2 separate regions of the Mus musculus genome follow, and region 2 is linked to region 1. A link is a contact called in ENCODE Hi-C or POLR2A ChIA-PET data. All regions are on one chromosome and are shown on one strand. Each heading gives the region's core, a stretch centred on a gene start or an enhancer-like site at or near the end of the contact. The rest is flanking DNA. Distances are from core to core; before and after follow the strand shown. Region 1 has its middle 50 kb from the start of Acyp2. Region 2 has its middle 38 kb from the start of Psme4.

Region 1 (4,068 bases), core at 977-3,476:
TCTTGGTAAGGGTAATTTATTACAGCAACAGAATGATCTTTCTCTTTAACAGTACTAGTTTCTACTTATAACTTTACAGCTAAAAGTGATTAAAAATTAGTCTTTGAGCCGGGCGTGGTGGTACACGCCTTTAATCCCAGCACGCCTTTAATCTCAAGGCAGAGGCAGGCAGATTTCTGAGTTCGAGGCCAGCCTGGTCTATAAAGTGAGTTCCAGGACAGCCAGGGCTATACAGAGAAACCCAGTCTTGAAGAAGAAAAAAAAAATTAGTCTTCCTTCCCTGCTAGACTGTAAAAGAAAGCTCCTTGAGGTCAAGCATTCATCTATCATTTCTTTATCTTATTTCTCTAGGAACCTGCATATCTGGTATGTAGAAGAACCTTAATCAGGCTAGAGATGTAGCTAAGTTTGGTAGAATCCTTGCCTAGCATGGAGGATACCCTGGGTTCAATTTTCAGTGCCATATACATCAGATTAGTGACACATGACCATAATCCTATCACTCAGAGGATGGAGTCAGAGAGACTAGAAGTCATCTTCAGCTACATATTAAATTCAAGGCCACCCTAGAAAACAGGAGACTTTGTATCAGAAAATAAAATGGGGCTATGGAGATGGTATTCTATTGGGGCTGTTCTATCAGTTGGTAAAATGATTGCCATGCAAGCATGAGAATATTAGTTTAGATGGTAGGATTGGAGATCATGACTAACTAATTTAGTCAAATCAGGAAGTACCAGGCTTCATGAGAGATCAGTGTTTGAAAAAATAGTGTTGGAGAAATGACTGTGGAAGGCATCAGACTTCCACTTCTGGTGTCTGTGTATATGTGTGCACACATATAAGAACATATGCATACACTACATACATATGTGAATACATAAAAGGGACTTCAATTGCTACATCTTGAGTTCATGAAGGTGTGTACAATGTGGAACACTATACTTAAGAGATCAAATTCTTGCTGGGTGAAGTGGCACAATTCAACCTAGCCAGAGCCATACAGTGTAACCTGGTCTTTAAAAAAGATATTAATCCTTAGCAAGCATAATGGCAAATACGTAATCTTAGCACTCAGAAGCAGAGGCAGGAGAATAGCAACATGTGCATGCCAGCCCGAACTGCATAGAACTGCATAGTGAATTCTGTGTTACCAAGAGTTATTCAGAGAAACTCTGTCTCAAATATCCCCCAAAATCTAATTTTTGAACCACTTTTAGGGGAAATGTTCCCTGATTCTTCGTTAGCCATGTTGTTTCCCAGTGTGCCTTCTTTGCGTATCCACGAAAATAGCTTCTGACTTCAAGACCTCTCAGATTTTACCCATATTAAACTTAAATGCTACCGACTGTTGCGGTAAATCTCCTCCCAAATATGCCCCAGCAATGAAAACACAACAGTTAGTATGATTATTTGCTGCTCGCCTAGATTGGGCAGATCTACCGCTACACTACCATCTTCCACATCTATGAGAGCCCTTAGAACTTGCAGTTTTTCCAGGCCATGTCCTTCTGCTCTGCTTTTCTCCTTCCTCCTGCTCCTCTGCGTCCTCTCCCTCTTCCATTTTCTCCTTCTTCTTCTCCCTCCCACCTTCTACTCCACCTTCCTTTTTATCTGCCCAATCATCAGCTCTCCTTTATTTTACAAATTAAGGTGGGAAGCAGGTTACAGGAAATCACCAGAGTGCTGACTCACTCCTTGTTCACAACCACTCACAGGAGAACAGAATTAACATCAAATATAATTAGCCCCAGGGTTATCCACAACAACTGACTTAATCTTATTTTGCCTAAGGCTGCTCTTACTCAGTTACCTTTTTTAGTTAAGTTATTAATAGCTCATTCTATGACATGCATGTTTTAGTTAAGTTATTAATAGTCCATTCTATGACATACATGTAGAAAGCTAATTTATGCCCTGTAATGCTTAGAAACTGTAAGCCACAAAACACAATAAATATTTTAATCTAAGACTCTTTGCCTTTATTCTATATAAAGGCTTCAAATAGGCACAGCACCATATGGTACAGAGCATATTCATATGAAAAATATGCTGTTATCCTGAACAGGAATTGAAAGTAGAACCAGACTTATTTTTTATATACATTTATCTGGTGTCAGCATCTAAAAATACTCATATCCAATGTCACCTTAGGAGTCAGACAGAAGCTGAACAGAGGGGCTGATGTGAGAGGTCAGAGTCAAAGTATTGTGAGTCTCATAAGCCCCTGAGCATTATCAAGGCTTCGAGCCCAAAAGAACAACCAGTGTCACTCTGGAAGCTGTGTAGATTGTTCTTATAGTTATGAGCTATGTCTCTATCTTAGAGTTTTATTGCTAAAGAGGCACCACGACCATGGCACCTCTGGTAAAAGAAAACATTTAATTGAGGCTTGCTTACAGTTCAGAGATTTAGTCCCTTACCATAGTGGGAGCATTGGCAGAATTCTTGCAGACATAGTACTGGAGAGATAGGTGAGATTTCTACATCTGGATTCACAGGCAGTGAGAGAAGAGTGAGAGAGAGAGAGAGAGAGAGAGAGAGAGAGAGAGAGAGAGAGAGAGAGAGAGAGCGAGAGAGAGAGAGAGCGCCATTGTGCCTGGCTTGAGCTTCTGAAATCTCAAAGCCCTCCCCCCTGCCCCCCAGTGACACACACCTTCAGCAAGGCCACACCTCCTAATAGTCCCACTTTTTATGGGCCTATGGGGCCATTTTTATCCAAACCACAACAGACTCCATTAGGCCAATGACTATACACACACACACACACACACACACATACTTAGTACTAGGTATTGAACCCAAAAACCTTATGTACAATATGTAAAGGAGTTTTAACAAACCATTACTGAACTAATATTATGATCTAAAAATACAGAATAAAGGATAGATAAATTAAACTTAAAAGCAAGGTTAGGGTAATAATTATTTGAATGTATTATACTTAAACTATATTTTTAATGTTTAAAATTCTATCTAATAAATGGCAATGGAGAAAAAGAAAAGAAAATCAGTGTAAATTAATGAGAAGTTTGAAAAATAATTTTAAAAATAAGTTCAATATGATTACTTGCAAATGCAAAACATTTTAACAAATTCTCTCACTAAAAACACCAGTGAGAATGGATCCAGATGTGATGGTTTGTATATGCTTGGCCCCAGGAGTAGCATGATTAGAAGGTGTGGCCTTGTTGTAGTAGGTGTGTCACTGTGGGTATGGGCTTTAAGACCCTCATCCTAGCTTCCTAGAAGCCAATATTCTGCTAGTAGCCTTTAGATGAAAATGTAGAACTCTCAGCTCCTTCTGTATCATGCCTGCCTGGATGCTGCCTTGATGATGGACAGAACTACTGTAGGCCAGACCCAATTAAATGCTGTTCTTATACGAGTTGCCTTGGTCAGGGCCTCTACTCATAACAGTAAAACCCTAACTAAGACGTCAGATATCCTTTGCAGTTCAGCTTTCATCATGAATCTGACTTTAATGCTACATTTAGAATGAAGTTTCCTCAGAGACCTGACATTGCTGAGGATGCTGAGAATGGCAGACCACTGCTCTGTTGGTGCTGATCCTCCCAGGGACTAACATGTGGATTTCTCAGGAGCTCCTCAAAAAAGGCAACATTGTTTCCTATTTCATCTGTGTATAAGTGAATATCCCAAAGCATGAAGTAGAAGCTAAACAAATTGGTTTTCTACATATTTGTTTATTTTCCTCATTGACTATACCACGTCTGTTTGCTACCTGATAGCCAAACCAGTAGTTCTCCTGGCTCTGCTCTGTTGTGGCCAGTTGTTACACAATCCCCATCAAGTCCTGTGACCTTGTTATATCCTTCAATGCCTTCTCTGCTTTGATTTCACATTTGAACAATTTCCACATTTCACTCTATAAACTGCCAAGTATTCAATGTTCTATCAATAGTGTGTGTATTGTGTTAACAAATGGATGTCACAGTCTGTAAATTCAGACCCTATTAACACAAACACATTCAGAATGTACCTAATAACATGTTCTTTTCTGGTGGGCTGAACAACCCAGTCCACTGGTGCTTATGTGATAGTGAT
Region 2 (4,068 bases), core at 416-2,915, 34 kb after region 1:
ATGTCTTTCAACAGAGGAATGGATATAGAAAATGTGGTATGTTTATATAATGGAATACTACTCAGCTATTAAAAACAATGAACTTATGAAATTCTTAGACAAATGGACAAATCGTGGACTCTTTCACTAGTCAAGGTTTCTGAAAAATTAATCAAACACTTCATACTAGTGAGAGTGAAAACATAAAGCTGTGTCCTGTCCCTTCACAGCTGATAAGGCCATTTCAAGGAAAACAAAAATCTGAATGAAGGCTGTATCTTTTGTCAAAGCACTAGGTGCAATCCCAGGTTTTGGAAGGCGAATGCAGAAGGGTTGTCTTGAGATCAGGCTATATGTACGATTCTGAGTCATTCCATTTTATGTAAAATGGTGTATAAACAAGCTATGATCTGTCTTAAGGGATTCCATTTTACATCCAGCTTGAACTCCATTTTTAACTCAAACACAGAAACAGACTGACTCTTCATTTCAGTAGGCACAAAGCTCTATGTGTCCAGTGCCACCCATAAGTCTCATGTTGATAAATAATTTATTCCTATAAGCAGGAAAGGTATCACCCTCTAAATTTATCCAAGTAAATTTAGACCATGTGACAATCTGGGCATATTAAAACCATAACAACAACAACCAAAGCAAACCACAGCCCAAGAACTTACCAAACATACAAGATTACGGAAGGCCCTAGCACTTTCATCTGGACCCACACAAATGAGCATACTTAGTACTTAAATGACTATGGCTGCTACCAACCTGTTACCTGACCACAGTGTGGATATTCAACAGGCAACTCCCAGCTATCCAAAAGGCTTAGCTCAACTCAGTCTTTACTATTGGTAGGGGCTACTTGATTGCCATCTGTCTGCTCAGGAATTTATTTGTTTGTTCAGGAATGCTATCCACTTGTCTACCTATCCATCCATTTGGATTCAGTCTTGCCCTTTGCCTTTATGATGTTCATGGTCCTTCACCTCCTTTTTGTAGCTCTGCTCATTTAGCTACAATGTTGAGCTGTCTCAACCAGAGAGAGCTATTTCCAGCAAAAAGCTAGCTATCTCAACCAGAGAGGTTTTTAGAATAGCAAGAAAAAGCTATTTGGAGTGAGCAGAATGCAGAGAGGGGGAGGGGAGAGGGGAGGGGGAGACTGAAAAGCTGTCTCCAGCAGACTACAGCAGAGCTACCTATAGTGAGCTGTCATAGACTGCCAGCTTGGAACCACAATTTGACTTGGAGTGGTTTGTATTCACCAACAGGGACCTAACTGAGGCTGATTCTTGGCAAAAAAAAAAAGCTTTGGGAAAGTCTGACAAAACAAACATCATATAAACTAAGAGTAGAAAGAGAGGTGAGAAGGGTTCTTTGCAGGACTATTCATTGTGAATTCTATTGGATGACTTCTTCCGTCTCCAGAATCAAGCACACTCCTCTCCTGTGGGTATAACATGAACAGCTCTCTCATAAGGATTTTATAGCTAGCTTCTGAATAAGTCCAGAGCCTGAACCTGAACCTGAACCTGCCATTATCTCAAATTCCTTCAATTTAAAATATTAAGGACCACCTTTTGAGATACTATGTCCTAAACACTGTTAGGGCAGATGTAATGATGTCCTTGTGTGAGCCAAGGAAAGAAAGTGACAGAGGGAGGAAGGGAAAGATGTGGGAAGGAGGAAATGTGACAAGATGTTCAGAGCTGGTGAGTGGAGAAGAACAGCACATATGAGATGTGTTATTCTTGCAACTGAACACATTCAAAATAGGAAAATGTGACCAGAAGAAAGTTCAGAAATACTTTAGGGTAAAGGGATAGGAATTTCTGGAGAGGTCAAGTTTTTATATTTTACATTACTCACTGGCATGAGGCTGGGTATTTATATTGTCTGAGCATTTCCAATGTGGCTGTCTTCATGGAACAGTCTGTTCTCAGTGTTTATTAAGAGATTCTCGAATGGTTAAATTTAGGATTATGCGTTTAACTCCAGTAACCTCCCAGTTGTAAAATTATAAGACTCTCAAACAACTTTTGAACTCTGATTTTAAATAGTTCCCAATTTATTTATGAAACTGGTTTTGGAATCATGCAGACATTTTATTTGGGATCTGTTTTAAAGGAAGGTCATCCAGGCACAGGCGGATGTTTGTTTCAACAATGGTACTAGTTGGCTTAGTTAGGGTTTTAATGATGTAAACAGACACTATGACCAAGACAAGTCTTATAAGAACAACATTTAATTGGGGCTGGCTTACAGGTTCAGAGGCTCAGTCCATTATCATTATGGAAGGAACATGGCAGCATCCAGGCAGACATAGTACAGAAGGAGCTTAGAGTTCTACACCTTCATCTGAAGGTTGCTAGCAGAATCCAGGAAGCTAGGATGAGTGTCTTAAAGCCCACAGCCACAGTGACACACCTACTCTAACACGGCCACACCTTTTAATAGTGCCACTCCCTGGGCCAAACATATACAAATCATCAAATTTCAATCCCTGGCCCCCATAAACTTATTCAAACACATGAGTCTATGGGGGTCATACCTAAACATAGCATAATGCAAAATATATTTAGCCCAACTTCCAAAGTCCCCATAATCTATAGCGGTTTCAACAATGTTAAAAGTCCAAAGTTCAAAATCTTTTCTGAGATTCATCCAATCACTTAACTGTAATCCCCAAAGCAAGACAGGAAACCAGCTAGGCAAACTCCAAACTCTGCATCTCCATGGCTAATGTCAAAGCAATCTTCACAGCTCCAACTCCTTTTTTATCTTTGTTGACTGCAACAAACTTTTTTCCTCTGGGCTGGTTCCACACCCTGTTAGCAGCTTTCCTCAGCAGATAGCCCACAGCTCTGGCATCTTGAACATCTTAGGGTCTCCATAGCAACTTCAATGTTACAGCTTCTTGTTTCAATGTCTGGGATCCACACATGATCTTCTGGGTTTCTCCAAAGGGCTGGTGTCACTTCTCCAGCTCTGCTCTTTATAGTACTCTAAGCTCAGGTTGATCCACTCCACTGCTGCTGCTGTTCTTGATAGTCATCCCACGATACTGGCATCTGCAATACATTGTCTTCCACTGTAACTAGGCTTCACTAATAGCCTCTCATAGGCTCTCTTCATGGTGCCAAGCCTCAAATCCTTTGCATGACTCCTGCAGTTCTGGGCTGTCAACTGCAACTGAGGCTGCACCTTCACAAATGGTCTTCCATGACCTCTCACTTTGCCAAGCCTCAGCCACTCTTCATGACTCCTTCATACCTTCAAAACCAGTACCACATGGATGACTCTTACACATTGCCAACTACAGCTGCAGCGGGAGGTACAACCTTGGTTATATCTGGAACACAGCTTTTTTGTGCTCTCAGAAAATACTTCTGGAGAAATTTCAACTCAATGATACTAGTCTCTTCTTTTTTTGTTATTTTTTGTTCGTTCATTTGTTTGTTTGTTTGTTTGTTTGTTTTCAAGACGGGTTTCTCTGTGTAGCCTGGGGCTGTCCTGGAACTCACTCTGTAGATCAGGCTGGCCTCGAACTCAAAGATCTGCCTGCCTCTGATTCCCAAGTGCTGGGATTAAAGGCATGCGCCACCATTGCCAAACTACTAGTCTCTTTTTTTTTTAATTAGGTATTTTCTTCATTTACATTTCCAGTACTATCCCAAAACTCCCCCATACCCTCCCCCCACACACTCCCCTACCCACCCACTCCCACTTCTTAGCCCTGGCTTTTGCCTTTACTGAGGCATATAAAGTTTGCATGACAAATGGGCCTCTCTTTCCACTGATGGCCGACTAGGCCATCTTCTGATACATATGCAGCTAGAGAGAAGAGCTCCGAGGGGTAATGGTTAGTTCATAATGTTGTTCCACCTATAGGGTTGCAGATCCCTTTAGCTCCTTGGGTACTTTCTCTAGCTGCTCCATTGAGGGACCTGTGATCCATCCAATAGCTGACTGTGAGCATCCACTTCTGTGTTTGCTAGGCCCCGGCATAGTCTCACAAGAGACATCTATATCAGGGTCCTTTCAGCAAAATCTTGCTAGTGTATGCAATGGTGTCAGCGTTTGGAGGCT

The links. Hi-C counts contacts between places; a loop is a spot of excess contacts on that map. ChIA-PET counts read pairs that join two places held with the same protein, here RNA polymerase II (POLR2A).
Region 2: a loop to region 1 is called in a map of left cerebral cortex, with 7 times the contacts of the local background. The contact joins two enhancer-like sites. A Hi-C loop is called at or near these places in 2 of 37 maps with a recorded cell type or tissue (left cerebral cortex and mouse embryonic stem cell). POLR2A ChIA-PET finds 5 or more read pairs at or near these places in 1 of 5 experiments (embryonic stem cell).

The regions. Positions count from the first base shown.
Region 1 is chr11:30,697,597-30,701,664 of GRCm38, forward strand. No RefSeq gene overlaps it. Among named protein-coding and RNA genes, the nearest start is that of Acyp2, 50 kb to the left of the region's middle. Within about 2 kb of position 2,227, at least 1 of the 3 ENCODE cell types and tissues checked has a DNase peak (open chromatin) inside an H3K27ac peak, as active enhancers do; it is left cerebral cortex, where a contact is called at or near this core.
Region 2 is chr11:30,731,929-30,735,996 of GRCm38, forward strand. No RefSeq gene overlaps it. Among named protein-coding and RNA genes, the nearest start is that of Psme4, 38 kb to the right of the region's middle. Within about 2 kb of position 1,666, at least 1 of the 3 ENCODE cell types and tissues checked has a DNase peak (open chromatin) inside an H3K27ac peak, as active enhancers do; it is left cerebral cortex, where a contact is called at or near this core.